2 separate regions of the Homo sapiens genome follow, and region 2 is linked to region 1. The links are chromatin contacts, found by Hi-C or POLR2A ChIA-PET in ENCODE. All regions are on one chromosome and are shown on one strand. Each heading gives the region's core, a stretch centred on a gene start or an enhancer-like site at or near the end of the contact. The rest is flanking DNA. Distances are from core to core; before and after follow the strand shown.

Region 1 (4,078 bases), core at 1,077-3,576:
GCTCCCCTCTGCATCTTCAGCATCATACACAAAACCCGACTTCCGGTCACCTCCCAGCATCATCTCTCACTAACACCCCGATCTAACCCTCAGCACTCTAAGCTTCAATCATACAAATTTTATTTAGCTTATTAATTGCCAAGGTATCTCTTGACTACGGGCCTGTGCACAGGCAGATCCCTGGAACACTCTTTCTTCTACCAATACCACCCCTCCTTTACAAGGCCAAATGCTACTTTCCTCTCACTCTACAGACTTCAGTTTCATCAACTCCTCCAAAAAGCCTGTGCTGACACCAAGCCCCAGTCTGATTTAGGTGGCCTTCTCCTTGTTTTCACAACACCCATATGTCCCCTATCATAGAGCACATCACCTGTTTGTCTTTCTTCCCAATAGACCATTAAGTTCCTGAGGAGAGAGACCCTTTTAGCCTTGTTCCCACAATTGCTGGTCAGCGGGATTCAGAGGCTTTTGAGAATCTGGTAAAAGCTATGGAGCTTTTTCACAGAAAAAAAAAAAGTATATACTGTTTTGTGCTCAATTTTCAGAGTGTCTATGAAGCCCATTTATGGACCTCCCAGGATCTCCATAAACTGAAAATTAGAAACCTCTGCCTAACAGAATGCTTGAATTATACCATCAGGAACCTATTTTCTGGCTGGGTGTGGTGGCTCACACCTGTAATCCTAGCATTTTGGGAGGCTGAGGTGGGAGAATCACTTGAGGTCAGGAGTTCAAGACCAGCCTGGGCAACATAGTGAGACCTCTATTTAAAAAAAAAAAGGAATGTATTTTCTTACTTATTTGGACAAAGGCTAATCTCTCATTCATATGTAAATATTTTGGGAATAATATTGTTAAGTCAACCACCTAAACTTAGTGTGAAAAAGCTTAGGGACAAAAGTACAGAACACTTCCAAGAAGACCTGAATGACTAACAATCCAGGGCCAAAAAGGACAACAATATCTCACTGGACGTCAGTGTGACAAACACGTAAAAAATGATGGCTTCTGTGCCCAATACACTTTGCTCATGTCGTTGCCCTATATAAGCCCCCAAGGAAAGGAGTGGGGAAACTCAGAATTGACTCAGATTTTTTTTAAAAGAGATCTCAAGCCAAAAATAAACAGAAAAATAAGGACAGTTTATTTGAGCAACATAGTGAGACTGTCCTATCCTTAAAAGGACAGTCTCACTATTTTGCTCATTTTATTGTTTTGCACCCTGGAGTTTTTGAAAGGAGATTCGGCTGAACCACAAATGGAAAGTTAAAGTTCCGTCCCCACTTCCATCTCTAGTTCCCTTCTCTGGAAGTAAACATTGCTCACAGTTTTATACTAACAGTTTCACAGTTTCTATGCATATGCAAATACATGCCTTCACCATCACCACTGCTTTTGCTTTTGCTTTACACAAACAGGATCATAAGTTAGATGCTATTCTGCACTTAGTATATCTCAGAGACCTTGCCCTGTTAACACATTAATACCCACCTCACTCTTTCCTTTTTTTTTTTTTTTTTTTTTTGAGGCGGAGTCTGGCTCTGTTGTTCAGCTCACTGCAATCTCTGCCTGCCGAGTTCAAGCGATTCTCCTGCCTTAGCCTTCCGAGTAACTGGGATTACAGGCGCCCACCACCATGCCCGGCTAATTTTTTTGTATTTTCAGTAGAGAGGGTTTTCACCATGTTGGTCAGGCTGGTCTCAAACTCCTGACCTCAGGTGATCCCCAACCTCCGCCTCCCAAAGTGCTGGGATTACAGGCGTGAACCACCGCGCCCGGCCTCCACCTCACTCTTCAAGTGGCTGTATGGTAGTCTAGCACATTTAAGCACAGTCTGGGTTTCTATTATCACAAACGGTTCTCATACTACCATTTGTTGGTGACAGCCACTGTCCCCTTTCGATGGGCACACAGGGCAAGGAAGTAAGAGGGGATGATTCTTACGTGGTCTCTCTTCCTGTCCCTCCCTCTCCTTCAGCCTTCTCCTCCTCCTTTCTCACCTCCCCTTTCACGCAGTATACACTCCCTCCCCTTCCCGGAGCCGCCGGGAGGAGCAGGGTGGATGCACCCCTAGCTGAGTCTCGGGTGGTTCCTAACCGGCCCCGCCAGGCACTTCCCACCCAGCTCTCAGCCTCAGAGCCCAGCGCCCTAGACCCAGGGCCAGGGCAAGTTCTGCCTGCGCTCGGACCCTACCTTAGACTGGGGCTGGAAACCCTGGGTGCCTGACCTGGGGCGTCCGATTCCCGCAGCAGGAAGCAGAAACTTCGCTCTGGATTCTGCCGGTGGGAAGGGTGGCAGCCGGGGGAGGAGCCGGATGCGGATCTGAGAAGAGACGGTGCGGGCGGAGACTCTCGGGCCCGGGCGGGGCGCAGCAGCTGCTGGAAGGGCAGCGAGCCGAGGGCCGGGCAAGACGACATGCCAGGGCTGCGACGCGAATGCCCAGGACCCCTGCCGCCTTTTCTGGGGCCCGAGTTTAGTTTGTTATTGTTTCTATTTTTTTTCCCTTTCTGGTCCTATTTTCTCCTGTCCCTAGGGCTTCCCCCTCTACCAAATTCGTCTCCTCTGGCTAATTTTCGTCTTTTTTTCTCCCATTAACTCTTCAAACACCGTTTCCTGGAAAAGATTTTAGCATGCTCGCTGCCTAGCTGTACACCTCTCCTTCCTAATATCAAAGACGGTCAGACTCAATTCATCCTAAAGTTCCTTTGAGGAACTCCTTAAAAGGAGACGGAAAGCGGAAAGCAACCGCCTGTAACCAAGTGTAGACATCAGTCAATCAAAGTTCGCTGAACTGAGAGCAAGTGCCTCCCCTCCTGTTGATCAGAAGAGAGATCCGTGGATCACACAGAATCTATCTGGAGCCATCCTGAATGATTAATGCTGAACCCTTTCCAGGAAGATGGAACCAGGCTTAGGAAAGAGACAAGTGACCCTTAGGTTAATAATCCTAGCTTCATAAAGAGAGGACCAAACATAGTAGCAGGAGAAATATGCTTTCTGCCTTTATATAAAGCAGATTAGCTGTCTTCTGGAAAATATCATTGCTTTCCTTAGAGAGGTACCCTTGAGTCTCAGGTAACAGCTGAGCTTCCGCTCAGAATTGAGGGCATTCTGTCCTCTATTAACTGAGCCAGTACCCCTTTCCTTCCTTAGAAACCTCTATTGCCACCAGTCCCAACACTCCCTGCAATGGTCTTTATGTTTGTGTCTCCCCAAAATTTATATATTGAAACCCTAATCCCAATGCGATGGTATTTAGGGTGGGATCTCTGGGAGGTCATTAGGTCATGGAGTTTAGAATACTCATAAATGGGATTGGTGGCCTCATAAGGAGAGACGGAAGAGCTAGCTAGCTCTTTTTCCACGATATGAGGATACAAGAAAACAGCCATCTGCAATCCCAAGGAAGACCCTCATCTTCAGAGGCAGACCATGCTGGCAATCTGATCTTGGACTTCCATTCTCTAGAACTGTGAGAAATAATATTTGTTGTTTAAGCCACCCGGTCTACGGTAATTTGTTATAGCAACCTGAACTAAAACATTTCCTTTTTATAACAAATATTTTAAAGCTCTTTTTATTTTTCTGAAACATAATTCGTAAAGAATGTAACTTACCCCCACGCACAATTTTAAACCAAAATTTAAAGACAAAAAGTAGAGACAGGGTTTTGCTATGTTGCCCAGGCTCTCTACCTCCAGGGCTCAAATAGTCCTCCTACCTTGGCCTCCCAAAGTGCTTGGATTACAGGCATAAGCCACCATGCCTGGCCAAAAAATTAGTAAAATCTCTTAAAGAGATATAAAGGAGTCTACGGCCATACCACCCCGAACGCGCCCGATCTCCTCTGATCTTGGAAGCTGAGCAGGGTTGGGCTTGGTTAGTACTTGGATGGGAGATAAAAGGAATACTAGAAAGAATATGACTTATAATTAAATACTATATGTTTAGATATGTAAATGTTTGTGTATAACATTCAAGAAGACACAATGTGGTACTCAGATATATGCATCTGTATATAAAATCACCTGGAATGTAACAGCTACAAATGCAGAATGATACAGGCATTATAATG
Region 2 (4,290 bases), core at 1,006-3,505, 3.2 Mb after region 1:
AACCACTGGTCATGGTCTTACTGCTATGCCCTCTCTGATCCAGGGATACAGCAGTGAAAGGTCACCCCACCTGCAGGAAGGGGTCGCTGACTCCAGATATGCTGTGTTCTGTGGAGTATCCCATTGTCACCAGAGTCCGGAGGATGTGTACCAGCTGGGGTACCACCTGGAGGGAGGGCACAACTTTGGGCATTCGTTCTAATCCTCTCCAGCTAAAGCCCCATTCCTTCCCCACTGACCCTGTCTTCCAGGCCCAGGGCCTGCCCCTTCACCAGCCCACCTTTCGGAAGTGCCTGAGGGCTGCAGGGCTTCGTTCGCAGAGCTCCGTGATCAGCGTGATGGTGCCCAGCAGGATGCCTGGGGTCAGCGTCGGGGAAGTGAATGGTGGGGGCCAGGGGCAAGAGAGTCTATTGCGTGTGTGCCTGTGTGTGTGCACTACCCTTCTCCTGTGAGCTGGGGTTCCCATCCGATTTTCAATTCTTCTGTCCATAGACCTGAAGCAAAGGATGGGGGGCCCCACAGCCTTACCATGGTGACGCTCATGAAGCAGTTGGGCACAGGGTGGGAGGAAGACACTGGAGAGTTCAGGGACCTTCCGGATCATGTGCACTGCAGTCAGAATAGCCTGCAGAGGTCAGGGGCCTCAGACAGGGGTCAGAGGAGATGGACCCCTGCATCTACTACTATATAGCACGCAGCAGGCAGTGTGCAGGAGCACGTGCCAGGAGTCCCGCCATCTCACCTTCTTGCGCACGTAGGGACTGGGCTGCAGGAGCAGTTTCTCCACCTCTGGGGCCAGGTCTCGGCACATCTCAGCAGAGCCCATGGTGCTCAAAGTGCACAAGGCCAGGCCTTGTACTGGCTGAATCCCCTGGCTCAGGTCACTGCAGGGTTTGGGAGGACGGTCAGTCAAACCTCTGAGAAAATCAGTCCTTTTCAATACCCACAACAGGCAGTCCCCTGGGATTTCCAAGGTCCCTACTCTCCCATCTCCCTGATTCCAAGTGATTGCCAGAACCCTCTCACTTCTTGATGCTGTTGGTAATGAGCAGGTGGGCATCGTGCCTCTCATCCAATAGAAGCATGGCCCCCAGGTAGCCCACCCTCTTGTCTGTGAATCTGGAGGAGGCGATCAGTTTCAGGCACTCCATCTATAGTGAAGGGGGCAGACCAGGAAGAGGCAGGGGTGAAACCATAGACACTCACATCCCTGTTCCATCTTCCTCTTTAAAACCAGATTAACCTGTGGGGCATCATATCTCATCACTCTCCCTTCAACAAGAGGAGAAGCTTAGGAAATTCAGGCGTTAGTGGGTAGGAGGAACTAGGAGTTGAGGAGGATGGGAGCGGAGAGGAGGAGATGCCTGCCCTAAAGGAGGCTGGCCAGAGAATGAAGGGTTCAGGCCAGCTGATGACCAGTAGGGGTAGCAATGGGGAAAGAGGTTTGCAGTGCAGGCTGTGAAGACTCTGAAATTGTAGAATTTAAAAAACCAGGGCATAAACAGGTGAGAGAGTCTGGGACTCTGCCCCACTAGCCTTCATCAAGCTCAGGAGGGAGGTATTCCTGGCCAGTACCTGTCCAAAGTGGGCGGGGTAGCCCAACATGTGGACGTAGAGCAGTTTGGCCAGCTGCCGGTGCCTGTGCACTGGGTCCCCGTCGCGGAAGGAGGCCCGGATGTGGGCACACTCCTTTTGGATCACCTCCCGCTCCTGGGCCTGAGTCTTGGCCCCGCGAATCTCTTCGATGAGGTCCTGAAGCTTCAGCGAAGGCACCACCATCCTGACTGGCAGAGTCCGGGAGTGGAGAAACACTCTCTGGTCGGGCGTGCCTGGGCTTTCGGCCCAGGCCCGTCCTGTGTCAAGACCCTAAGAGCCCGGGTCCCACAGGTACCCTAAAATTGCGCCCGCATTTTACCTTTCCCGAAGTGGGTCTCCAAATTCCGCGCCCACCCCACCGCCCGAGAAGCCCACTACGCATGCGTCCGCACCCCACCGGCGCCCCTTCCTATTGAGCATGCGCGGGAGCCCCACCTATTTCTCTCTACCGTTTCCTCCCCCTACCTGGTACCCCATCCCTAGCTCAGCCATTGCTTTTTTTTCCACGACCCTCCGCTGTTTCTTCCGCGAGCTTCCTCCCCCGATTTCCATCTCAGGCAGCGGCAGCGGCAGCGACAGCCTGCCTACCCCAGGACTCCAGCCTCACCTGGCTTCTGCCTCAACTCCGCTCCTCTGCCCCCCAGCGCTTCCTGGTACGGGGCCGAGCAGGGGTTGGTGCTCCGTGCGGTCCTTCCCTCTCCCCGCCTCCACCACGGGACCCCGCCCTCCTGGGCCGACTGCAGAGCCTTCCTGAATCCTCTGACCTCGGGCCTCAGGCTTTAGCGGAGAGACAGCATGATAGGCCTGGAGTTCTTCAAGAGGCCTCCTCGCACATCCTTACCACCCGGAGAGCCTCAGTTTGGATTTGAAGCCATCGCACCCCAAAGGAGATGACAATCCCCCCCCTTTTTTGAACTTTTTTATTAATATATTTTTTTTGTTAAATTTCTTTGTATTTTTTTCCTGCAAGACTTGGTGTTGGCGGCACTGTTGTAGTTTAACTTCAATCCCAAATTCCATGAAATAGAAATCAGAAGTAAAGGTTGAGAGGGGAGGAAGGAGGGAGGCAAGCCAAGGAATAAACAAGAGTTTGACTAGAAAAAAAGAAGAGGGTATGTGTGGTGGGCATTCCTGGGCAAGGCCATTCCTTGAGGGAGGGGGTTGGCAGGCAGCTTGCCTCTGCCTCATGCAGGGGAGGGAGGAAAGATCCCCTGGGGACCCTGCAGTCCCCTCTTCCTAGGGCTTCCTGCTCCCAGGGGAAAAACTAATACCAGAGAGGGATCAGCCACAACCTCAAACAGGGCTCTCCACCCACCTGTCACCCGGGTTTGACTCCCACCTCTGCCCTGCCTGGGAAGCATGTGAGATCAGCTATCTTTGATCCCCTCCTTCTGTTGTTTTCCCATTTCACAAGATTCTGATGTAAAGGGGGAAGGGATATAACCCATTTTGGGACTACTAAACTTGTCACAGCTTCTGCTTCCATGTGAGCTCCTGTTATCTTGTCTGGTCCTATCCCCCAGAAGTGCCTCCTCCCACCACAACTCCCAGAGTTGGGATGTGGGGGCCTTGCTCAAGTGCCTCTAACCCTCTGCAGTAGAAATGTCTTCTTCAGGCCCCTTAGGAATTTAATCAAAGGCCACAAGTGAGTCCAGACCAACCAAATAAACTATTATGGGGGAGACAGAAGGGTGGGAGAAGTCAGTGGCAAAGTCTGGGCAGGGTGGACTTGACTGCATTGGATATTCTCTGTTCCTTTACACGTTGCTCTTGGCATGGCATGCCACCAGAGGGGGCTGGAGGAGGGGCTGGCCGATGAGGAGAAAAAGAGGGAAATGCTGGGGAGTTACTCTACTTTTCACTTCCCTTCTCTCCTTCAGGGAAGGATGGAATTGGGCAGTAACCCAGCTCAGTGCTTGGAGGTAAGATAATAGCCTCCAAGATTAGAGGTGGAGGATGCACCTCCTGCAGCTTTTTCACTAGGCCTCAGAGGGACAGCAGGCCCCTTAGGCTAGGGAGCCACAGCAGCTCAGCCAGTGCCTTGCCCGACATTCAATCACTCCTTCTTCATTTTCTTCCTCCTCTCCATTCAGCTTCCAGGAGTCTCCTTAGGACACCAAACCCCCACCCGCAGCGAAGTTGAGGTCTAAAGAAAAGGTGGGAGGGCGTGGAGCAATGGTCTGACTTAGATTTGTGTGTCTCAGAGAAGACAGCAACTCTGAGAGAGAAAAGCCCTTCATATGTAAACAATCTAGAGAAAGAAGGGGTTGGGATGGGGAAGGGAGTGAGGAATACAGAGACAGATCCAGAAGAAATGAGATAATCTGAAAGAAGACAGGGAAAGAAAAAGCGAGAGAAAAAAACAAAGGAGCACAGAAAAGAAAGGAAGAAGAGAAAGAAAGATAGGAGAAAACACAGCCAGGAAGAGGAGAAGAGAAAAAAGGCAGGTCAAAGGGGTGAAGAGGCACGCAACCAAAGCCAGAACCAGGCCAGGAAGTAGCCTCAGGTGAGGAGCTGGGAGAACAGGAATGCCAGGCTGAGGTCCAGGAGGGCCACGGCTCCCACCACCAGGGGGTTGGCAGCTCCCTAGAGAGACAGAGGGGGAAGCAGACTCAGTCCCCGAGGACAGGGCCCACCTTCCTGCCCTGACTGAGGTGGCAGAGCTGAAGGGTCTCAGGCACCTCCCTGCACAGC

What was found. A loop is a pair of places that touch in the nucleus more often than their neighbours do. ChIA-PET counts read pairs that join two places held with the same protein, here RNA polymerase II (POLR2A). Pooled maps may share reads with other maps.
Region 2: a pooled map shows a loop between it and region 1 (4-fold over the local background). The contact joins the promoter of AP1G2 here to the promoter of TEP1 in region 1. A Hi-C loop is called at or near these places in 2 of 50 pooled maps. POLR2A ChIA-PET finds 5 or more read pairs at or near these places in 2 of 52 experiments (OCI-LY7 and activated B cell).

What each region holds. Positions count from the first base shown.
Region 1 is chr14:20,411,175-20,415,252 of GRCh38, forward strand. TEP1 (telomerase associated protein 1) reads right to left here and starts at 2,327. Exons shown (of 55, transcript NM_007110.5): 1 at 2,231-2,327. It also overlaps the pseudogene RNA5SP382. RefSeq lists enhancers at 1,165-2,081, 1,191-1,360, 1,911-1,980, 2,481-2,530.
Region 2 is chr14:23,565,536-23,569,825 of GRCh38, forward strand. It overlaps AP1G2 (adaptor related protein complex 1 subunit gamma 2), which reads right to left and starts at 2,256. Exons shown (of 22, transcript NM_003917.5): 1 at 2,204-2,256; 2 at 1,576-1,784; 3 at 1,027-1,151; 4 at 743-884; 5 at 529-625; 6 at 281-357; 7 at 71-166. The coding sequence starts at 1,779. It overlaps JPH4 (junctophilin 4), which reads right to left. Exons shown (of 6, transcript NM_001146028.2): 6 at 2,503-4,182. The coding sequence ends at 4,099. It overlaps AP1G2-AS1 (AP1G2 antisense RNA 1), which reads left to right. Exons shown (of 4, transcript NR_110555.1): 3 at 1-1,887; 4 at 2,154-2,541. RefSeq lists enhancers at 1,469-1,558, 1,589-1,828 and silencers at 2,309-2,358, 3,348-3,447.